3 separate regions of the Homo sapiens genome follow, and regions 1 and 3 are each linked to region 2. The links are chromatin loops, found by intact Hi-C in ENCODE. Cell type or tissue: gastrocnemius medialis. All regions are shown on one strand. Each heading gives the region's core, and the rest is flanking DNA. Links, peaks and the distances in the headings are about the cores only.

The links. Hi-C counts contacts between places; a loop is a spot of excess contacts. Peaks named below come from ENCODE experiments on the same cell type or tissue, not always from the same donor. Only the 100,000 strongest peaks of a DNase experiment are listed, where the experiment ranks them.
Region 1: it touches region 2 in a loop (6-fold over the local background); 7 of 110 quality-filtered maps call a loop at or near these places.
Region 3: it touches region 2 in a loop (4-fold over the local background); 5 of 110 quality-filtered maps call a loop at or near these places.

Annotation. Positions count from the first base shown.
Region 1 is chr6:108,363,271-108,371,235 of GRCh38, forward strand. AFG1L (AFG1 like ATPase) reads left to right here. Exons shown (of 13, transcript NM_145315.5): 6 at 2,963-3,062. Among named protein-coding and RNA genes, the nearest start is that of AFG1L, 72 kb to the left of the region's middle. RefSeq lists an enhancer at 2,105-2,647. In gastrocnemius medialis, for the core only: no CTCF peak of the experiment used is centred there; no DNase peak of the experiment used is centred there; H3K4me3 peaks cover 140 bases; H3K27ac peaks cover 4,200 bases.
Region 2 is chr6:108,256,745-108,264,709 of GRCh38, forward strand. SNX3 (sorting nexin 3) reads right to left here and starts at 4,296. Exons shown (of 4, transcript NM_003795.6): 1 at 4,016-4,296. The coding sequence starts at 4,177. RefSeq lists silencers at 3,874-3,983, 4,094-4,353 and an enhancer at 4,481-5,316. In gastrocnemius medialis, for the core only: CTCF peaks have their summits at 4,623 and 4,874; DNase peaks (open chromatin) are centred at 3,657 and 4,457; H3K4me3 peaks cover 2,446 bases; H3K27ac peaks cover 2,960 bases.
Region 3 is chr6:108,128,949-108,136,913 of GRCh38, forward strand. All of the region lies in intron 1 of OSTM1-AS1 (OSTM1 antisense RNA 1), which reads left to right. The region is part of intron 1 of LOC124901368 (a long non-coding RNA gene); the gene reads right to left. Among named protein-coding and RNA genes, the nearest start is that of OSTM1-AS1, 9.3 kb to the left of the region's middle. RefSeq lists an enhancer at 4,652-4,731. In gastrocnemius medialis, for the core only: no CTCF peak of the experiment used is centred there; no DNase peak of the experiment used is centred there; H3K4me3 peaks cover 870 bases; H3K27ac peaks cover 258 bases; H3K27me3 peaks cover 364 bases.

The DNA of each region.
Region 1 (7,965 bases), core at 1,474-6,473, 110 kb after region 2:
TAGGTAAACATGTGTCACAAGAGTTTGCTGTACTGATTATTTCGTCACCCAGGTACTAAGTCTAGTAGCCAATAGTTCTTTTTTCTGCTCTTCCCCCTCCTCCCACCCTCTACACTCAAGTAGGCGCATTTCAGTTTTACCTGAGGTGTTAGATACACGATTCTTACCTTGGTTGAGAAATGTGTTTGGATAGTTTTTTTTTGTTTGTTTTTTGTTTTTAACATGTGTTTTGGTTGGTGAAATAAATAATAGCTTATCTTCAGAGTTTTCCTTAGGATCTTCATTATGTCCTCTTGGAATATTTATGTTACATGTTAAACTGTTTATGATTCTGAAGACATCAGATTAGTGAGGAAAACTGATTTTTAAAAATGTTATTTCTTCATATCTCTTCTGAGAGGGACACTAAATAGATGTTTTACTAATATGGGTCCAGAAAAAAAAAAAAGAATTCTGATGAGCAGAAGATCATGCAAAATTCTCCTCTATCAGCTATCAATATCATTTAAAAAATAGGTTTAACCATTTTTATGAAGCAGGAAGAAAGCTATTAAAAACTGCTAATAAAAAATAGGTGCTTATTTTTGTGCTAATCCTAATTACTGATAATGCATGCTTATGTTTGTCACTCATTATATGGCACTGTACCAATCAGTGGATGACTGAGACTCAAGCACTCACACATGTAAATTAACCATTAGATTTTTTTTCTTTTTTACTTAAGTGAGTCATAATGGAAAGCAACTCTAGGTTATAAAAAAATCTTTTCTCTTTAATGCTAATGAAATGTCTCCACTCTCTGTATTAGCAGACTACCCTTATTGGTAATCTGTAGCCTTCTCTTTTGTTCGTGGTGGTAATGAAATGCTGGGTACTGAAAAAGCCAGCTCTCCAAGAATGTGTGGCCAATTGTCTTCTGTTCACTTATACTGTAAAATTACCGTTCCCCGGCAAGGCCGAACAAGTGCGGGGACAAGATCAAAAGAGTATACATTGGCACCCGGCTACAGCAAGTGACTCCTGCTTTATTAATTAGTCATAGCTTCTCCAAGCTAATTTACTCTGATAGGGCAAAAACATTCTGAAATATAAAAACAGCAAATTATAACTCAACTACAAGCCTTTACTGTTTGCTTTCTTCAACTTTCAGTTTAAACCTTTGCATTATGTTACAAGCTAAATGTCCCTTCAGTTTTCTAAACCTTAGGGCACAAAAGCTATTTTACATTTTTTTCAAAGACATTAATCATACAGTCAAATGACCATTTTTATTCTCTAAAATCGGGTAAACTTTCATTGATACTGTTCTTTTAAAAAGTCAGTGTATTGGCAATGTAATTTAAAAGTGCAGTTGCTATTAAAATGTGCAAGCTCGTTCTGTCCTCTCATCAGAAATGCCACTGGTGTTCAAGCATTTGAAAAGGACTTTCTCTGTCAGTGTTTTTGCGGAAGCCAAATTTGACAGTGATCCTAAACTCCAAATTAAATAATATCAGCACCACTTTCCTTTTCATTTAATCACCATTTTGAAGTTCCTGAAGTCTTTTTAATGTAAGGAATCTTTAGCAGTTTTTTAGTTATAACCTGAGACAGCCAAAAAAAAAAAAAAAAAAAAAGTACATCTCTATTTCATGGTTTTGTTGTTTTCAGGTGGGAAAGAAGATATTAGCTGTAAAAAGAAAAGTGATTTAGACCTGTGCAACCCAGGTTATTGTTAATTGCATTATAACCATTCGGTTTGTAACTTTTAGTATTTTGATTTAATTGAAAGAATTCACCAATTTTTATGTCCTCTAATGGGGTTTAAAAATAACAATGTACTATATCTTGTGGATATATGTAAAGCAAGTTGTACTGAGATTATTTGAAATGTGCTATCAAAGAAAGATCAAAACATTTTTACATTGGGAGTATCTAAAGTCCATGTTATTATATACTTAGGGGAAGTTGCAATGATTGATGTCAATCTTCATTACACATTTATTTTTGGAGTCAACTTCTTTCCCTTCTTAATTGTTGTCTTTGTGAATTTTAAAAGCCTTTAGAAAAAGTTACATCATTAAGCTTACTTCGTAATTGTGAATTTAAAAAATAATTTTAGAAAAGATCAATAAACCTAACTTGGATGGAATAGTTTCATCTGTATTATGCATTTCTTGTATTGTCACAAGTTATTTTTTTAAGGGACTATATTAGCCATTCTTGAAAGGTGGTTTTTTTTGTTTTTTTTTTTTTTGGTAGAAGGAATATTTGTGTTTGTGAAGGTTAGCAGAGGCTGGCTGTGCTGGAAGTGACTGCAGTGCCTTTTGATTATTCATGGACAGTAATAGAAGGCACTTAAAAAGAACAATGAAATTGCTTATTTTTGTGATGGGCCATCTGTTGAATTGTTTTGTGCAACAATTGCACAATAGTATCTATGTCATATCATTCTATTTTCAACAGCAGCTGATTATGTCTCACTGGCTACTTGTCCTTATTTCTAAAGGCCCATGACCATTTAAAGTCACCTTTCCAGGGACCTTTGCCAGAAAGGTATTAGAAATCTCAAACAGCCTGTGTATTTTATTATTATTATTTTTTCATCTCTCTTTTTTGAGGGGGTGTGGGAAGCGGGTGGGAAGAGGAGGAGGGTGTTGGTCATGTTAGTTCTAATTAATTAGACTTCCTAAATGTTTAGGACAATTATCTATGCTTTCCACCTGTAGTTCTATAAAAGAAGTTATCATAGAACCATTTGGTAATTTGTGTAGAAATGATAGGCTTGCAAAAAAGAAGAGTCAAGTTTAAAAGACTGCTATACAGTGTTTCATGCTTTTAATTATCTACTCTTTTCTTCATGATGATAATTAGAATTTTTCTCTTGGAATTTACTTCCATCTTAAAAAAAAAGATGATCCACTAGCAAATTTGTTACAGCAGAAGTGAAATTAAAATAAAACAAATGTGTTGTTGTCAATAGGTCACTGACATTGCTGATGCCATGATTCTGAAACAGCTTTTTGAAAATCTGTTCAAAAACGGGGTCGTCGTTGTGGCAACATCCAACAGGCCACCGGAAGGTAAAAACAAACATTGTGCTAGTCTCATCCAATTAGGTGGAAACTAACAAGCTTTTAAAAATCCATAATTTTGAACTAAATGTATTGTGTTAATAAATCTGATGACTTTGCTTATTATTAGTTTTATAACTGGCTTAATCTGAAAAATCAGTTGGTATTTGCATTTGAAAAGTTTTGTATCCTTAGCAAGCTAAATCCAGTTGATTCCCATGTTTGGTGCACTTGCTGTTTTTTTGTTTTTTTTTTTCCCTAAATATTAGATATGTCATATGTGCTTAGCAAAAAATGCAGGCCTTTTGGACTGCTTTTTATGGCCCATAAAAGAAACTCAACCAAATGAAAGACGAAACTCATAATTAAATTTTAGAAAAAGACCGAAAACTTGCTTGCATGAATAGTTTCTAATACTTCACTTAAATTATCATTTCTAAAAAAGCACTTGTGGCTTATTAGGAAAGTACTTAAAAATTAAAATACAAGTAATATTTAGATTAAAAACAACAACTTTAAAATCTTGCATCTTTCAGCCCATCACGTGCTCAGTTAAAGGTCTAAGAAACCACAAATATTTCATGAGAGACTTAATGGGAACATCTTTCTGCCTGGAGTGCTGTTTCTCCAGATATCTGCATGGCTAAGCCCTCACCTCCTTTGTCTTTGCTCAGAAGTTACATTGCCAGTGAAGCCTAGACTTGTCTCCCTGTTTGAACCTGCAACACATCCCTTTCTTCTTGGTGCTGCTTCCCTTTACCCTGCTCTCTCTTTTACCCATAGCACTATGGACCTACCATATAATTTACTTATTTATTATATTTATAGTTTATTGTCTGTTCCCTTCCAGGATACAAAAGCTTCATGAGGGCAGTGATTTTTATCTCTCCTGTTCTCAGATGTGTTCTCAGCACCTATAACAGTGTCTTACACATAGATGGTTCTCAGTAAATAGTCTTAGAATGAACATTGGATGATTGCATGTTTTAAAAAGATCTCTCTGGCTGCAGTGTTGAGAATAGAGTGTGGGTATGGGGTTTCAGGGTTAGAAGTAAGGAGACCTTTTAGGAGACTACTGCAGCAATCCCAAGGGGAGGGGAGGTGATGGAGCAGTAAAGTGGTGAGAAGAGGGCAGGTTCTGGATGTACTATATAGGCAGAGTCAGCAGGATTTACTGATGGAATGGAGCTAGAGTATGAAAAAAGAGAGAGGGATCAAGAGTAACTCAAAGGTTTTGGCCTGAGCAATTGGAAGGATAAAGTTGCTGTTTACTGAGATGGGGAAGACTACAGAAAAAGCAGATTTGGTTAGGGAGGTGGAGGTAGGGGTTTCTGTGGTGACAAGGGGGATACATATAAGAGTTTGGACTTCATTGGAAAAGTCTGGGCTGGAGATATACATTTGGAAGTTATCAGTCCTCAAGGAGGCAGGAAAGAGCAGCTGGTGAGGTAGGAGGAGAACCAGGAGAGTGTCAAGTGAGGAAAAGAAAAGTAGTACAAAAAGAATTGATGATTACTTCTGTTAAGTGCTGCTACAAGCTGAAAATGAGGTTGAGAATTAACCATTGCAATTAGTAACATGGAATTCATTAGTGAGTCTGAAAAGAGTAATGCCATAGTGGGAACTTTTTTTTTAAAGTAAGCTATGCCACATTGATGGTGTATATTGAATTTTAAATTGCTAACAGACCCAGATCTTACTATGTAGCCTGCTGTGAAACTAGGTCTCTCTCATTCTATGTTTGTGTAGTGGATTTCTTTTTCTTCTATTACATTTCAGCTTATTAGTCTTATGTTGTTCCATTTTATTGATTTTTATTGAAGTATTTTTTATTTTTATTTTTGTTTTTTGTTTTTATTTATTTATTTTTGTTTTGCAAATGGAGTATGTTTGAAGTATTTTTGAAGTATGATTCTAATATAATTTTTTTTTGGCTATCCCTACTATGACATTTATACATTTGATAATCATATTTCTATGTCTTTAGCCATTCCTTAATTAAAATGTGTAAATCAGATAGGACTAAATTAAGTTACTTGTTGCATACCACTGGAGGCCTTATCTTAGGAAGACATCAATTAACTAATCAACACCTTTTGGATCCAGTTATTCAAACAATTATAGTCATACCTCATCCATTGTACTACAAAAGAATTATGAGTGATTTTGCAGATGTACTTATTAAAATCCATATAATGTTATATACAGCATTCTTGTGATTAACTAGTGTTAGCCACCCTATGAGCCAAGGGAGTGAGCTTTTTAATATTAGATCTTCTATCTAGGTGGAAGTGAAACTTGTCTCTACTACAGCTGATGTGTTGATTTGACAGTGGCATCAGTATTACCTTTAGACATTCAGTGACAAGCTATGCTCGTAAATAGCAAAGAGCTAGAACAATTTTGGAAGCCCTTTAGCAAAGACTGCTGAAAGGATAATTAGGCTGCTCAGACTATGGCAGTGTGGTTAACTAACTGAGGAAGGACAGCCACCAGGAGGGATTAAGGAATGTTTTGCAGCTCCTAGCTTTGTAGGAGTGAACAAAGCTACCGGTGTGTCAGGGTAGCCTGCAGAAATCTGAGCTGGAGCCACCCTTCTGGAGAAGACTGTAAGTTCAAGATGCGGAATTGCAAAAATTGGACAAACTTAGAGAAAGCCTTTTCTAAATATAAACAGTGGAAGGAATGGGATGCTTGTCACAGACCAGGTTTTTTAGCCACAGCAGACAATCATCATAAATAACTTAATATTTTAAAGTAATGAAGATGACATGTATATGTGTGCGTGTGTGTGTGTATAATTTTATTTGTGGAGAAAAAGACTCAGAGAGACTAAGCATATCAGGAAGAGGTAAAACTGTAAGACGAAGAATGAAGCAGTGATTGCCAAGGTCCAGGGTGAGGAGGTGTTTGACTACAAAGGGGCAGGCTCAGGATGCAACTGCTGCATCCAGATTGTAGTGGTGGTTACATGTGCTAAAAACTCATAGAACCGTAGGCCAAAAAAGTTACATATTATAAGTAAATTAAAAACAAATGACATGGATAGTGAATGACAGAACAAAGACTAGAACTTAGGTTTTGTGACTCTTTTTACACATTGTTTTCTATCTTTTTGCCTTATGGTCATCACTGATCTCTGTCTATCCTGTCCTAGAGAAAGAACGTCCTTTTCTTAAAACAGCAGCTCAAAGTACTGTATTAAAAAAAGGTGGGAGGGGGAGAAGAAAATAAAGAAGAGTGTCCTCTTTTCCAGCCATCAAAATGCGTTCAACTTTTTTTAGGTCACAATTTTTTTTTTTTGGAGACGGATCCTTGCTCTGTCGCCCAGACTGGGGTGCAGTGCGCGATCTTGGTTAACTGCAACCTCTGCCTCCTGGGTTCAAGCAGTTCTCCTGCCCCAGTCTCCCAAGTAGCTGGGATTACAGGCACCCACCACCATGCCCAGCTAATTTTTGGTATTTTTAGTAGAGACAGGGTTTCACCATGTTGGCCAGGCTGGTCTTGAACTCCTGACCTCAGGTGATACACCTGCCTCGGCCTCCCAAAGTGCTAGGATTACAGGCGTGAGCTACTGCACCCAGCCCCAGATTGATCTGGCTGGCTGGCTGGCTGGCTGGCTGGCTATCTATCTATCTATCTATCTATCTATCTATCTATCTATCTTTTAAAATAGAACCAACTTCTTAGACTGCTACAAGAGCTGGCAGAGGGTTGAGGCAAAGCTGAGTGGCTGGAGAAATGACCCATTTGAGGTAGCCAGTGGGGCTAGAGTGGAGAGTGAGGGGGAGAAGGATGCAGTAAGGTACAAGTTGATCTGTAGAGGAAAGAGCTAAACCTTTTAGCGTAATAAGGATTTTGGATTTTATTCTAAGAGAAACGCTAAGCCACTGAAGCTTATCTTAAGCAGGGACTGATGTGATCTGAGTTGGAAATATCCTTCTGGCTGTAGTTTGGAGAATAGGTTACTAGATGGGGTATAGTAATATGATGCATGCAGGGAGACATATTAGGAAGCTGTTGTAGCACACTAGACAAGAAATGATGATACCTTGGTATAAGGGTATAAGGCAGTGATTTTCAGTGAGGGGCCTCTTTTGCTCACTAGGGAATATTTGGTAACATCTGAGACATTTTTGGTTGTCTCACCTGGTGGAAGAGGGCTGCTACTGGCATCTAGTAGGTAAAGGCCAGGAATATAGCCAAAGTATCCTATAATTTAACCCCTGCAACAAGGAATTATGTAGCCTGGGTTAAGAAACCCAGGTACAAGGTGATGGCAATGGATATGGAGAGAAGGATAGATTTGAGAGAGATTTAGGGGGTGAAGTAGACAGCACTTGGATATAGGTTGGATACTGAGGAAAAAGGAAAGGACACTTTCTAATTTTCTGGCTTGTACAGCTGGGTGAATGGTGTGTCTGCCATTCAACAGAGACAGAAAACTAGAGGTTAGGAGTCTAGAACACGCATTTTCTTTTTTTCCTCTCTCTATTAATCGTTTAGCCCCTCTGATTAATTCCTTCTGCTTCATTCATCTCATTCCCTCCATTTCTAGTTATAATGCTTTGGTAATTGGTGGTCATGTAAAGCAACACCAAGTTTAGGAACCTAAGAGAGTAAATAGCTGTGGAGTGGAGTGTCTTGGAAGGTCTTGTGGAAGACAAGGGGAAGTCATACTTGAGGCGGGTGGAGGGAATAAGGTACCAAAGACTGCTTTCCTGCACTTCACTGTTTTTTCTAGCCCTAACTTCCAGTTCATGCCTTGTTTGGGTCCAAGGCCTCACCCTCTGTACACCATGCAGCTGTTAAAACCCCAAATCAGTATAAGCTTGTGATTACTACTTTATTTTTTGTTTTGTTTTATTTTTGTTTTGTTTTGTGACAGTCTCACTCTGTCACCCAGACTGGA
Region 2 (7,965 bases), core at 1,585-6,584:
CACAAACTTCATAAACAGTGACTGAATTTTGCTTTCAGCCTTCTCTTGAATATGCCTAAATAATTCCAGACCTTGAACTTTCCTAAACCTTTAATCATTTATGGTGCTCTCTGCTGTACCTACCCATTAGAACAATTTTTAAAAACATAACACTGTGTAATTATTTTCAAAAGCCCAGAGATACTAATCAAGTGATCCTAATAGTCTTAAACACTATCCTCAAACCAAAAGATAAATGGAGATTGGGAAACTTGCATTCTAAGTGCCACCATCCATATAAAATTGCCCTGTGAATTAGAGTAATTTCAATCAGATCCTGTAAAACTGTAAATTTTTCTCAAGACCAGAATGAGACAGTAACTGTAAGATAGTTTAAAAGCCCAAATTCTGGAACATAAAATGGTTTTCCACATAGCAAATTCAACAGCAAAAGGTAGTCAGTAGGGGTTCGGGAGAGCAGCAACATTTAGAAAATAATAAATAAAATTGCAGGGCTGGGTGAGGTGGCTCATGCCTGTAATTCCAACACTTTGGGAGACTGAGAGGGGGAGGGCCACTTGAGGCCAGGAGTTCAAGACCATCATGGGCAACATAGCAAGTCTCATCTGACAAAAAATAAAAAATTAGCCAGGTATAGTAGTACCCTGTAGTCCAGCTACTTGGGAGGCTGAGGCGGGGGGAATACTTGAGTCCTCGAGTTTGAGAATGCAGTGAGCCACAATCATGCCACTGTGTTCCAGCCTGGGCTACAGAACGAGACTCTTATCTCAAGAAGAAAAAAATTACAAAATATTAAACTATTCATGTCATAGCCACTCTGCCTTAATGCAAGACTATAATTACTCTAAAAAATCATATGCTGCTCAAATAAGGCCTAATTTCCTTACTATATGGTGTCCTTAGTTTTAAGTTAACACATTACATACTAAAAGAAATCCAGGCTGGGCATGGTGGCTCACGCCTGTAATCTCAGCACTTTGGGAGGCCAAGGTAGGCAGATCATGAGGTCAAGGGACTGAGACCATCCTGGTCAACATGGTGAAACCCCGTCTCCACTAAAAATACAAAAATTAGCTGGGCGTGGTGGCGCGTGCCTGTAGTCCCAGCTACTTGGGCGGCTGAGGCAGGAGAATCGCTTGAACTCGGAAGGCAGAGGTTGCAGTGAGCCAAGATCGCGCCACTGCACTCCAGCCTGGCGACAGAGCAAGGCTCTGTCTCAAAAAGAATAAAAATAAAAATAAAAAAAGAAAGAAATCCAAAGTCATTTCATGCATTAAAAACTCAATTAGGTTTTCACATAGGCACTGGCATTTATGACTGTTAACAGCTATTAACACCCAGTGAGTTGGTTTATACAAAAATACAAACCAAAGTAAGTGTATAATTTGTTAGTTCCCTGACTCATTAATCGTTCTTAAAAAAGATTATTTTCAGGCCAGGCGCGGTGGCTCATGCCTGTAATCCCAGCACTTTGGGAGGCCAAGGCAGGTGGATCACGAGGTCAGGAGTTCAAGACCAGCCTGACCAACACAGTGAAATCCCATCTCTACTAAAAATACAAAAATTAGCCAGGCGTGGTGGCGCATGCCTGTAATCCCAGCTACTCAGGAGGCTGAGGCAGGAGAATCACTTGAACCTGGGAGGCGGAGGTTGCTGTGAGCCAAAATAGCGCCGCTGCACTGCAGCCTGGGCAACAGAGCGAGACTCCGTCTCAAAAAAAAAAAAAAAAAATTTTCTTTAACATGTAAATGACTATACCAAAACCCTTTTTTCTCTCTCTCCTGAGATAGGGTCTCATTCTGTTATGCCGGCTTGAGTAGAGTGGCCTCATCATAGCTCTCTGCAGCCTCGACCTCCTGGGCTCAAGTGATCCTCCCACCTCAGCCTCTGGAGTAGCTGGGACCTCAGGGATGCGCGCCACCACGCCCAACTAATTTCTTTTTTTGTGGGGAAGGGGTTTCAACGTGTTGCCCAGGCTGGTCTCAAACTTCTGAGCTCAAGGGATCCACCTGCCTCAGCCTCCCAAAGTGCTGGGACTAGAGGCATGAGCCACTGCGCCAGGCCCAGAAACCATTTTTAAGTGTCACATCAGCTATTTGCTAAGGTATTAGGTGTATTAAAAAAAAAAGAGGATTAAATTATTATACTAGAACCCATTTAATATAATGCATTCAGCAAGATAAACTCAAAGTAAGTGGAGGAAGTGTAGGCAGGAGATTCCAATTCAGTTTTGTGACAGGAAGTACCTGCTATGGAAGTATAGAAACAAGAATACCAAGTTCTGTTTTAGCACAAGAAAGAAAAAAAAAGAAAATACTAGTGAATAGGGCAAAAGAGGAAGTTCTTTTTAGTGAACCATCTGTCATGTATTACAGACAATTAGAAAAACATTCACTTTTCCACTAGGTTTATGTATGAATGTAGTTCCCCAGGTGTACTGAAGTCTGGATTTTGCAGTTTCCCTATGACAACATATCCTATGATTCAATTTTTATTTATTTATTTAGAGAAGGGATTTTGCTCTTGTTGCCCAGGCTGGAGTGCAATGGCCCGATCTAGGCTCACGGCAACCTCTGCCTCCCCAGTTCAAGAGATTCTCCGGCCTCAGCCTCCCGAGTAGCTGGGATTACAGGCATGCGCCACCACACCCGGCTAATTTTGTATTTCTAGTAGAGATGGGGTTTCTCCATGCTGGTCAGGCTGGTGTCGAACTCCTGACCTCGGTGATCCGCCCAGCTCGGCCTCCCAAAGTGCTGGGATTACAGGCATGAGCCACCGCGCCCGGCCTATGATCCACATTTTACACATCCATAAGAAGACAACAGTGGCTTGAAACATTAAACTATTCGTTTCATATCTTAAAGTTTGATTAACTTTTTAAAATCAATGCTAACTACGTAAGAATCATTTTTTAAAAATACTTAAGTTTCACAACAATGTGAATATACTACTGAGCTGTATGTACACTTAAAAATGGTTAGGATGGTAAATTTGATTTTTGTGTTTTTCACGACACAAAGTGTGTAAGTTAATGAGAATTTTTTCACTTAAATGTTAATAGTAGCTTGTCATATAAATTTTGATTAAAGGAAAAATCGCTTTACACTTAACTTTTAATAATTTGCTGTCATCTTTAAATTAATGTAATTAATTTTTAAAGATGCTTCCATACATGGGCAAATTCTTTAATCCTGAATTATAGAGTGAAAGTGAAGCACTATTTTCAATTAACATCTTTCAAATCATCTAAATTATTGCCAACAAATACTAGTTATGAAATTAGGTATATTTTATTTCTGTTGATTTCTTTATTCAATTAAGTGCAAATCTCGAATTAAGAGAGCAAGATCCCTAGTCTTTTCTTAAAGCAACTGTAGTTCTGGATTATGAGGTAGGTGACACCACACCTCAGCCTTTGGCAGGGCGGTGGCCCAAAATGCTGAAGTCAACCATGTCCAATCACCCTTCTGGTCTGGCTCAGCCCTATCAAAAATTGTCAGGCTTCTGTGAACTTTCATTAAGTCCCGTTCAGAAGACTGCACAACCCAGGTTACTTTAGCAGCTCGGGAAGGGCCTGGAGCAGCCGGGTTGGCTTGCTACCTCTGGGAAGTCTCCAGGAAGAGAAAACTGGGAAAAGGCTTTAACTTTGCGCAAGCCCCTTTTCTCTGTCAACATCTCTTTCCCTTCCCAGCGAAGGGATGTGTTCTCGAAAGATCTACCCCTTTCCAACTCAAATGTCATTCCCTGATCAGCTGCTGGAGGGGCAAGCGGCGCTCAACCCACGCCCTCCTCTTCGAGCACCTTCTCCAAGTGCCAGCGCGCCGGGCTCGCTCTGCAGCCCCCCACACCAGCCCTACAGGAAGAGGGGCCCTGGCTCACGACCCCGGCCCGCCTCTGCAAGGGGGCTCCCGGCCTGGGAGGCTGTGGCTGCCCGCGGGGGTCCACTCCCGGGTCGAGTGGGGGTGACCAGAGCCAGCGGGAGGGGTTTCTTGGGAGAGGGGAGAGACGGCCTCACCTTGACCCTGATTTCGTAAGTGGTGAAGCGGCCCCGGCCGACCCCCACCGTTTGCGGGTTGCTCACATCGATCTCGAGGAAGTTGCTGGGGGGTCCGTAGGCGTCATTCAGGTTCTGCGGCTTGGTGATCAGCCGCCGGGTGTCAGCCACGGTCTCCGCCATTTCGCTGTAGCTGCTGCCGCCGCCGCGGGCTCCCTCCGCCCCCTCCGCGTTCAGCCGCCGCCGCCGCCGCTGCTGCCCGCCGTGGGGACACGGGGCTCGCGCGCAGCGGTCGCGAAGAGAACGAGCACGTAGAGCGGGCGTTCACCCCGCACGCGAAGCTCCTCCCCGCGCCCCTCAAGCTTCCGCCTCCGAGCCCAGGGGAGAAACGGCTCACTAGCTGGAACGCCACGCCCGGCTCCCGGGAGGCCCGGCCGAGGCTGGGGAGGGGCACTGCGGACTGGGGTGTGAGGAGAAGCGGTGTCATGGGACTCGGGGTCGCAAACAGGTTCCGGCCGGACTACAGCGCCCACAATGCACCGCGAGCGCGCCGCCGCGGGGCTGCGGCCGAGGAGGCGAGGACCCAGACGCCCAGAGCTGGCGCTTCCTGTCTCTCTGCGCCAGCCTCGGCCTGCGGCGGGGTAGAGCGCCGGAAACGGCTTTAGCGGCTTTGGGAATTGCGGGCGAAAGTTAAACGGAGAGATCTTAGAGATTTGCCCGCAAATCGAAACAAAACTGCCCCTACTAACTCTGTGCCAACCTGTGCACCGTCTCACTGTGAACCCCTGAAAATGCCTTTCTGGAGAAGGTTAAGCAAATGCCTGAGATGATTTTGCCATAAACCCGAGCGTTGCACCAGACACGCGTCTGGATTGATAGGTTGAAACCAGTAAAGTGGGGGAGTGAAATAAAAACTAAAGCCCTAGTTAAATCCTAGCATTATGGTCAAATCGATTTTGGAGACAGGTCGGTCCGCTAAAACAAAGTAACAGTAGACCGGCTGCAAGCTGCTTTGGGTGTCCACTTTCGTTTCTCACGAAGTCCTGATAAGTTTTTTTTTTTTTTGAAAAGTATTAAACGTACCTCTACAGGACTGGAAATGCAACTCACATGAGCCTTTTTAAGAAACGGGGAGGAAGGCCGGGCACGGTGGCTTATGCCTGTAATCCCAGCACTTTGGGAGGCCGAGGCGGGCGGATCACGAGGTCAGGAGTTCGATACTAGCCTTGCCCACATGGTGAAACCCCATCTCTACTTAAAAATGCAAAATTAGCTGGGCGTGGTGGTGCGCGCCTGTAATCCCAGCTACTCTGGAGGCTGAGGCAGGAGAATCGCTTGAACCCGGGAGGCAGAGGTTGCAGTGAGCTGAGATCTGCCATTGCACTCCAGCCTGGGTAATAGAGTGAGACTTTGTCTCAAAAAAAAGAAAGAAAGAAACGGGGAGAAAACCCAATTAATTAGGTCCTAGTTCATCTCTTATGGTCCAATGGGAAATGCAGATTTTAAATGTTGAGATACGATACATTTCTATCTCTGCCCAGAGAGTTATCCCTCACAACTATTTCTGCATTTTTTAATATGTCAAGTTTAACACTATAATTACTTTAAATAACCTGATCTTCCCCGCCCCCCTTTTCTTTAGATTTTAAATTATTAGTAATTATTTGTGGAGACGGGATCTCACTGTGATTCCCAGGCTGGTCTCCAACTCCCAGCATCAAAGTGATCCTCCCGCCGTGGCCTCCCATATGTGCTGAGATGACAGGTATGAACCACCGTGCTTGGACTGATCTGTCCCTTGAACTGCAAATTTCTTTTCTTTCTTGCTTTTTTTTTTTTTTTTTTTTTTTTTTTTTTTTTGAGACGGAGTCTCGCTGTGTCGTTCAGGCTGGAGTGCAGTGGCGCATCTTGTCTTACTGCAATCTCCACCTTTCGGATTCAAGCGATTCTCCTGCCTCAGCCTCCCGAGTAGCTGGGATTACAGGCGTGCGCCATGACACCCAGCTAATTTTTGTGTATTTTCAGTAGAAACGGGGTTTTGCCTTATTGGCCGGGCTGGTCTCGAACTCCTAACCTCAGCTGATCCGCTCGCCTCAGCCTCCCAAAGTGCTGGGAGTACAGAAGTGAGCCACCGTGCCCGGCCAACAGCAACCATTCTTAATAACACTAAGAAACACTGGAATAAAAAGAAATTACTTGGCCGGGTGCGGTGGCTTGCGCCTGTAATCCCAGTACTCTGGGAGGCCGAGGCGGGCGGATCACCTCAGGTTGGGAGTTTGAGACCAGCCTGACCAACATGGAGAAACCCCGTCTGTACTAAAAATACAAAATTAGCCGAGCGTGATGGCGCATGCCTGTAATCCCAGCTACTCGGGAGGCTGAGGCAGGAGAATTGCTTGAACCTGGGAGGCGGAGATTGTGGTGAGCCGAGATCGTGCCATTGCACTCCAGCCTGGGCAACAAGAGCAAAACTCCATCTCAAAAAAAAAAAAAAAAAAAAAGGCATTACTTAAATACAATGTATATTATTTTCCAGAAAACAACATTCATTTATTAATTCAACAAATATTTGTTGAAGACCTACTAGATGTTTTCATTCTAAGTACTAGAAATGAAAGGGTAGATAAGTCAGGTTTATAGCCTAGTATATAGTCTGTCTTAGGGAGACAATTCAGTAAATAATACACCTGCCAATATAATTGGTGCTATGAGGCAAATAAAACTGAATAATGTGACAGATAGTGACAGACAAGCTCATTAGATATTAATGCTGGGCATGTCTCCTAATGCAACAGACCAAATGGGAATTTGACTGGTATGATTAGAAATGTAAGCTCAATAAATACATATCAATGACTCTGAATTGAAGTCTATGCAAGCTAAGAGACCAGGAACTACTGTATTATGTTGTCATCGGTGACACCTGAACAAAGCAATCATGGAATATTCTCATAGAATGCTTCTGTCTGATTCCTTGGCGACCACTCAGGGCAGCAGTGGGCAGCCAGAACAAATGCCTGCAGTGGGGAAGCGGCTAGGAGGGACAGCAGCACAGCATCATAGCACAGTTGTATAGCCAAAGAAGACCTTCTTGGTGTAAATATCAGGAAAAAAAATTATCCTTATTTTTCAGGAATTGTGATTGCATTTCTAGAATACAAATCCAGAAATAATAAGCTACTAGAATTAACAAGAGAATGTAGTGGCAAGACAGAAATAAAGAATGTAATAGCTTTCCTTTGTCTATGCAATATCTAGTTAGAATGGAAATGGAAGAAAATACCCTGTTTGCAAGTGACCAGAAGTACAAAATATCTAGGAAGGAAGGGATAGGAACTATAAGGAGCAAAGGGAACATAGGACTAAAACTATGAAATTGTATTCAAAGATGTAAGACAAAACCTAAAGAGAAAAGAGTCTATGTTCCTGGATGGGAGGACTTAATATCAGAAAAAGTCACTATCTAAAATTAATAACTTAATACAATTAGAATCTCAATGTGGTTAGTTTTACTCACCCACTCCCACCTTGGATGAGTGGGTGGCACTGAGTCAAGTTTTTTTTTTTTTTTTTTTTTGAGACAGAGTCTCACTCTGTCACCCAGGCTGGAGTGCAGTGGCACAATCTCGGCTCACTGCAACCTCTGCCTCCAGGGTTCAAGCTATTCTCCTGCCTCAGCCTCCCAAGTAGCTGGGACTACTGGCGCCTGCCACCACGCCCGGCTAATTTTTGTGTTTTTAGTAGAGACGGGGTTTCACCATGTTGGCCGGGCTGGTCTCGAATTCCTGACCTTGTGATCCGCCCACCTAGGCCCCCCCAAAGTGCTGGGATTACAGGGGTGAGCCACCGCACCTGGCCCAAAGGTTTTATCATTCAGAAATGGCAAAACTAGGCTGGGCGCGGGTGCACGCCTGTAATCCCAACACTTTGGGAGGCCGAGATGGGCGGATCATCTGAGGTCAGAAGTTTGA
Region 3 (7,965 bases), core at 935-5,934, 130 kb before region 2:
GTAAATAGCCCAGTCTTAGGTATGTCTTTATCAGCAGCAGGAAAATGGACTAATACTCCCTTACAATACAATTTGCTCTGATTAGGATAGTTAGGATAAAGGTCACCCTCAGGATGACTTGGATGGGAAAGATGGAGGGTTCGTTTGATCAGAAAGCCTGGGGGAAATGGCAATGCAGGCCAGGTTTGACTTGCATCCTTCAATCTCCCATCGCCCTCCCTAACCTGCTTCCTAGCCACTTCTCCCGTGGTCTCCCTTACCCATGCTGTCCTTCGCTCCTGAAAGTTTGTAACCACTACACACTTCCTGGGCCTGTCCCTTTTGGAAGTGCCTCAGGCTTCAAAATTACTGTCACAACCAGCTTTTTAGTTGAGTATTAAGATTATCTGACCAAGTTAACTCATTCTAACATGAATGATCACTAGAGAAGACGCAATTCAAAAGAAGGTCTTCGTAACCTAAAGGAAGCTCTAATTTGTGGATTTCATGGGGGAAATGTTACAGGGGCCCATGGCCAGGGTGGGGGTGAGTTACCTGGGTCAGGTGCTTACCTCTGGTCAATAAACTGAGGGCACCAGGAGCATGTGGCCCACAGGGCAGCTGGACCAGTGGGCCAGGGTGGGTTATTTTAAAAGGGAATATGGGTTGGGGCAGTGATTGGTATCACCTTTGTATGATTCTTATATTAGTCTGCTCAGGCTGCCATAATAAGATACCATAGACTAGGTGAGTTAAACAACAGAAATTCATTTTCTCACAGTTCTGGAGTCTGAGAATTACAAAATCAAAGTGCTGCTTGATTTGGTTTCTGGTGAGGGCCCTCTTCCTGGCTTGCAAGTGGCTGCCTTCTCTGTGTCTTCACATGGCAGAGACAGAAAGAGCTCAAGTGTCTCTTCCTCTTCTTTTAAGGGCACAAGTCCTATTGAATTACAGCCCCACCCTTATGAGCTAATTTAACCTTTATCACCTTCTTACAGACCCTGTCTCCAAATACAGGCACATGGGGGTTTAGGGCTTTAACAAGTGAGTTTTGAGGGAACACACATATCCAGTCCATAACATTCTGCCTCCTGGTCCCCCCAAATTCATATCCTTCTCACATGCAAATACATGCATTCTACCCCAATAGCCCCCAAAGTTTTAACTAATTCCAGCATCAACTCAAAGTTTCAGGTCCAAAATCTCATCTAAATATCACCTAAATCAGATATGGGTGAGACTCAATGTATGATTCATCCTGAAGCAAAATTCCTCTTCAGCTAGCAACCCATAAAACCAGAAAAATCATATGCTTCCAAACTACAATGGTGGGACAGGCATAGGGTTGACATTCCCATTCTAAAAGGGAGAAAGAGCAAAAAAGGAAAGGGTGATAGGTCTCAAGAAAGTCCAAAACCTGGAAAGGCAACTTCCATTAGATGGTAAGGCTTGAGAATAATTCTTCAGCTCAGAGGGTGCCCCACCTCTCCAGCTCTTGAGAAAGGCCCTGCACATATGGCTGTCTTCAAGGGCTCTGCCTTCTGAAACTGAGGAGAAAATAGTCTTGCCTCTGGGCTTGTGGTGGGAGTGACAGCCTTGGTGATCTCTGAACTGGCTTCAGGTCACTTTTCTCTTTCTTAAAGGATAGCTCATGTTCACAGCCTTCCTTCATTCTGGCCAGTTTTCTCCCAGCTAGTGAAGTTTTGCTGGTATAATCCTACCTCCATTCCTGGCTTCTGCTGAGATGGCTGATTAGATCGTAGTTCACATCCACATTAACCTCATTATTAAATAGTCACTCAGCCACACCCTTAGTGTTCTCTTCAGAACATGATTCCTCATTTTTTTGCAATATGAATAGGCTAAGAATTTTCCACATCTTCAAGTTCTGATGTCTTTTCGTTTAACAATTCCTTCTTCAATTTATCGCTGCCCTCTTGCATTTTACTATAAGCAGTAAGGCAGACCCACGCCTCACTTTCAATACCTTGCTTGGAAATCTTCTCTGCTAAATATCCAATTTTATTGCTCACAAGTTCTACCTTCCACAAAACACTAGAACGCAGCCCAGCAAAGTTCGTTTTCCCTTTACAACAAAGAGCACCTTTTCTCTAGTTTCCAATAATTGTTCATCATTTCTGTCTGAGACCTTACCAGATTGGCGAGGTCTACGTTTCTACCAACATTCTGCTCATTGCTATTTATGTGTATTCTCTAAGAAAATGAAGGCTTTCTCTCCAACTCTCTTCTCTTTCCGAGTCTTCACCAGAACTGTCTTTAAAGTCCATATTTCGGCCAGCCGTGGTGGCTCACGCCTGTAATCCCAGCACTTTGGAAGGCCAAGGCAGGCTGATCACTTGAGACCAGGAGTTCGAAACCAGCCTGGGCAACATGGCGAAACCCCATCTCTACCAAAAATACAAAATATAGCTGGGCGGGTGGTGCGCACCTATAGTCCCAGCTACTTGGGAGGCTGAGGCAAGAGAATTGCTTGAACCTGGGAGGCGGAGGGTGCAGTGAGCCGAGATCGTGCCATTGCACTCCAGCCTGGGCAACAGAGCAAGACTCTGTCTCAAAAAAAAATAAATAAATAAAGTCCATATTTCTATCAACAACCCCTCCTCAGCAATCTAGACATTTTCCAGCATGCACCTCAAAACTTCTTTAGCCTTGGTGGGGCACAGTGGCTCATACCAGTAATCCCAGCACTTTGGGAGGCTGAGGTGGTGGATCAGTTGAGGGCAGGAGTTGGAGAACAGCCTAGCCAACATGGTGAAACCCCGTCTCTACTAAAAATACAAAAATTAGCCAGGCACGATGGTGTGTGCCTGTAGTCCCAGCTACTCAGGAGGCTGAGATGGGAGGACGGCTTGAACCTGGGAGGCAGAGGTTGCAGTGAGCCGAGATCCTCTAGCCTGGGTGATGGAGAGAGACCCTCTCTAAAAAATAAAAAGAAATTAACTAGCATAGTTCTCATCTCATAAATCTCAACTACATAAATCACCTTAGATTTAGATATATAAGTGCACATTGGAGTCCCCTGAGGAAGCTTTAATAAACATACCATACTCTAGTTTCCCCCACCAGAAATTCTTATGTAATCAGTCTGAGGTGCAGCTCAGGTCTTGGGAGTTTTTTAAAGCCCATCAGGTAATTCTAATATGCTGTTTAGGGGCAGACATGGTACATCATCAAGCAAAGTTAGGGGGACAGAGGAGCTGGATGGGGCCACTTTATGTAGCTCAGCCCCAGAGCTACACCAATTGACTACTAACAGTCTCTTAGTTCAATTGGTTGAGGGCCTTTATACTCTTCTAGCTGTACCTGCAAAGGAATATAGAGCAATTTAGCAACATAGGTGTGCTAAGTACACATGCAATAAAACTGAAATCAAAGGCACAGAGCTTTCGGGGGAAATAGAGATTCTTTGGATATGGGAATGGTGGGGTTTTGTTTAAACTATGGTGTTGGTGACAAATAGAGCTCTGGCTTATGTTTCATAATGTATGTAGTTGTTTCCATGCACTTATCATCATTTAGCTGATTTTTTTTGTTTGTTTGTTTTTTGTTTTTGAGATGGAGTTTCGCTCTCGTTGCCCAGGCTGGAGTGCAATGGCTCTATCTTGGCTTACTGAAACCTCCGCCTCCCAGGTTCAAGTGATTCTCCTGCTCAGCCTCCCAAATAACTGGGATTACAGGCTAATTTTTGTGTTTCTAGTAGAGACGGGGTTTCACCATGTTGGCCAGGCTGGTCTTGAACTCCTGACCTCAGGTGATCCACTCCCCTCGGCCTCCCAAAGTGCTAGGATTACAGGCGTGAGCCACTGCACCCAGGCCCAGCCCATTAGGCTGATTTTTGACAATTACTACTTTTTCTTCTGGGAAGTTGGGAGCGTACCACCCTCCCTCATTTTCCCCGCTTTTCCCAGCTCACAGCCAGGAAAAGAGGAATGGTCCCACTAAAGGGCTACTGGGTCTAAGTTTGGCCTCCTGCAGGGTGGGGAGGAGATGGGGCTGGGAAGACGACAGGGAGAGAAGTTCCTCTCCATCCTAGCTGAGGAAGCCACTGGGCCTGGGTGTAGGTGGTGTCACCAGATATGATTTTGTCTGTGGTTCTTTCCTCTGTGCTGCTAGGAGCGGACAGTGACACTTCCCTCTTTGCTGAGGGGCAGCACCTCTTATCCACTCTGCCATGAGGGAAGTAAAGCAAACCAAAATGGCAATTTACCGTCGAGGCAAGGTTTTGTGCAATATTCATTCAATATCAATCTGGTGAGAGGCCAAAAGTACACTGACATTTTTTGCATGGTAAACAAGGGCCATGTGACATTGTTCCAGCTTTTGCCATAGAGAACTACGCAAAAACTCCAATCCATTAAAAGATGCTAATTCCTTAAAGAGAATCCATTGATGATCACTTGAAAAAGATGGAACCAACCCTGCCATGTAGTTTCAAAAATAAGTTCCACCGTGCATACAGAGTTGCCATTTGGGAAGATGAAAAAATTCTGGAGAGGACTGTGGTGATGGTCTCACAACAATACGAACGTACCTCGTGCCACTGAACTGTACACTTTCAAATGGTTAACATAATAAGAAGGAAAAAAAATCCACATTGAAAACTAAAGGCATCCCATACTCAGAGTTAACACCATCTTTAAATACATGATATTCAAACCGAAACCCTTTAAATACATGATATTCACACTGAAAGATACAGTCTTGTACGTGCAGGAGAGAAGGCGAGCGAGGGCATGGCAGGCAGGGCGTGTCTGTGCCACCACCAACACCAGACTTTCCATTCGCAAACAGCTTGTCAGACTGGAACTCTTCCTTCGTTCAGCTGGTGTTTCGGTGCCAGACAATCAAAGGAAAAGGAGAGAGAAACCAGCGAAGCCCTAGAGAGACAGGGAGAAAGCCTCAAAGCAACGGAGACAGAGCCGGGCCCCACCGCACGGCTGGAGGGCCGCCCCCACACGGAGCTGCCCCAGCCCAGGGCCTGCGGGGCCGAGTCGCCTCCCGGCAGCTGAGTGGCAGCCTCGGCTGCGGACCCAGGCGCAGCTTCCCCCAGAGGCCGGCGCTATTAACTCCCGGGGCCTCCTGCGGCGGCGAGGCGGTGGCACGGCTCCTCCCGCTCCCTCGGCCTCCAGGTTCAATAAGGATTACATCATGGAGCAAGTATGCGGGGCAGCCTGAGAATCAAAGCCGTCAGCACCGGCGGCTGGTTAACTGTACTGTTGCTGAAACACATCCTTCCCACCCCCTCCCCGCGCCCCTCTCCCTGCCCCGGCCCTCTGCTTTTCGTACCATTAAGGATAGCATTATTGGGGAGAGGAAAATCTGATCAAAACTGTCGACCGCCAACGACAGATTTTCTATGGATTCTATAAAGGCCACCTTAACGATTTCCCTAATTAATGGATGACATCTTTGGCTGAAGGAGAAACGATGGATTCGACTCTGTCTTCGTCTTTGTTAACCTTCTAATTAACTTTCGTAGGTCACCCAGGTCTCCCAAACCTGAAAAGTGAAGAGGCCCATTGTGCGAGGAGCAGTAAACTTACTTTTTCTGCTGGGGTACTTAAAAGGGAGAGCGGCTATAGGCCGAGAAAAATAACTCCATTTAAAAGCTTTGTGGCTGCAGAGAATACATAGGTCCCTCCCTTAGAAAATAATTGAAACACCTTTTATACCAATATTTCTATGCATAATAAAAACAAATTAGCAAAATGCATCTAAATTCAGCAGCACTTTCAAATTACCTTTTTTGGAATGTAAGCCTCTGCAAGTCAACAAAAGGAGTTGGGTTTAGAGAGAAAATTGCAACTGCAACAGCTATCAGCCTTTATGCTGAGAGAGCAAGGAACTCGGATCCCTCCGAGTCAGGGCCGGGAACTCGTATACCTCGGAGTTATCTCCCTGAGGAAATGCTCCAAAATACACTGCCCTTGCAGAAGCTGAGCTGTAAACTGCCTGAGGGACCTAAAGACTCTTCACAAATGAGCAGGACTTTTTCTGGATAGAGTGATCTTTTGGGGTTCAGAAATATTTTAATGGTGTCAGTGAAAAACAAACTGCAGTGGAAAAGCCAGAAAACGAGATAAAGCTCCACTGTGATCATAATATTGACAGAGCAGAGCAATTTATTTTAAAAAGTTAAAAAAAATTGAGTTTTATTTTTGGTAGATTTGCCAAACTAGGCAGATGAGTTGTGGACACTGCTCTAGTTCCTTGGCATCTTTGAGGGCAATGTAAAGGAGATACTGAGGGAACAAACAGCAGGTGCCCGGCCTAAAGTGGAACCAAATGGAGAATCCTTTAAATAATTTTGCTAAAGGAGCACTCCTCTGAGATAACTTGCAAGGGAATGGGATTCCTAGCCCAAGGACAACAGCAGCTATTTGATCATTGTTTTCTGGTTGTAAACAAAATCAGAGCTAATTATCAAAAAGCACAAACCTTTAAATACTGTCAATATTGTAATTTTATAAATTAAATTATAATTTTATAAATTTAATTGCTACTATTTAATATTTTAATGCAATATTTTAATTGTGTCTATTCATTTTTCTATGTCCCCTCAAATTTTTACATAGTTCAGATTATATTCTACTTTTTGTTACTTTAATACCTTAATACCATATCATTAGCATTTTTCTTTTTTTTTTTTTTTTTTTTTTGAGAAGGAGGCTTACTCTGTCACCCAGGCTGGAGTGTAGTGGCACGATCTTGGCTCACTGCAACCTCCGCCTCTCAAGTTCTAGCGATTCTCCTGCCTCAGCCTCCTGAGTAGCTGGGGTTATAGGTGCAAGCCACCACGCTCAGCTAATTTTTTGTATTTTTAGTAGAGATGGTGTTTTACCATGTTGGCCAGGCTGATCTCAAACTCCTGTCATTAAATGATCCACCCGCCTCAGCCTCCCAAAGTGCTGGGATTACAGCCATGAGCCACCGCACCCAGCCTGTTTTTCTTTTTCTTTTTTTAACATTAAAAAAATTGTTTTTCAATTTAGAGATAGGCTCTACCTGGTTATGTTGACCAGTCTGGTCTCGAACTCCTGGCCTCAAGCAATCCTTCAGCTGCAATCCTCCTGCCTCAGCCTTCCAAAGCCCTGGGATTACAGGTGTGGGCCACCATGCTTGTCCATCATTAGCATCTTCTGTTCCCTTTTTTTGTAAAAATGGGAACAAGATACCTTTTGGGTCCACATACCCAGATTAAAGGTGGGGGCAACTTGATATCTATTTCTAGAAAGCTCTCTGTCACTTGTGGGGAAATAAGTGCTCTCGGGCACTGCCGCAGGCATTTAAATTGCTACAATCTCTCTGGGCAATTTGGCATTATCTATCTTGGTAATTTTTGTAAATTTTGTAATCTTGCTTTGATGTAGCAATTCCTCTCTGGGAATTTTCCCTAGAAGTATATACTTGCACATGTAGAAAATATTATATGTAGAAGGTTATTCTTTGCAGCATTGTTATAATAGTGAAAGACTGAAAACAATCTAACTGTTCAACAGTAGGGAACTGGTTAAAGAAATATACTACATCCTCGACAGGACTGTTATGCTGCCATAAAAAATAGATGAGGGTGCTCGTTATGTACCAATTTGGAATAGTCTCCAAAATAGCCTGTTAGGTAACAAAGCAAGCAAACAAACAACAGCAACAAGGAGCAGAACATTGTGTAAAGTACGTCACTATTGGTGGGGAAAGGTGGGATTTGACATAGAAATTTCCTAGTAGTAGTTGTTTTCAAGAAGACAATGGAGTGGCTGAGGAATAGCTGTGGGAGGGACACTTCACTATAACTTTCATATCTTTAGAATTTCATACTGTGTCAATACTGGTTAAGCATTCCTAATCCAAAAACCTTAAATCTGAAATGTTCCAATGAACTTTTTTTTTTGAGGATCATGTCAGTGCTCAGAAAGTTTTGGACTTTGGAGCATTTCAGATTTTGGATTTTCAGATCAGAAATATTTA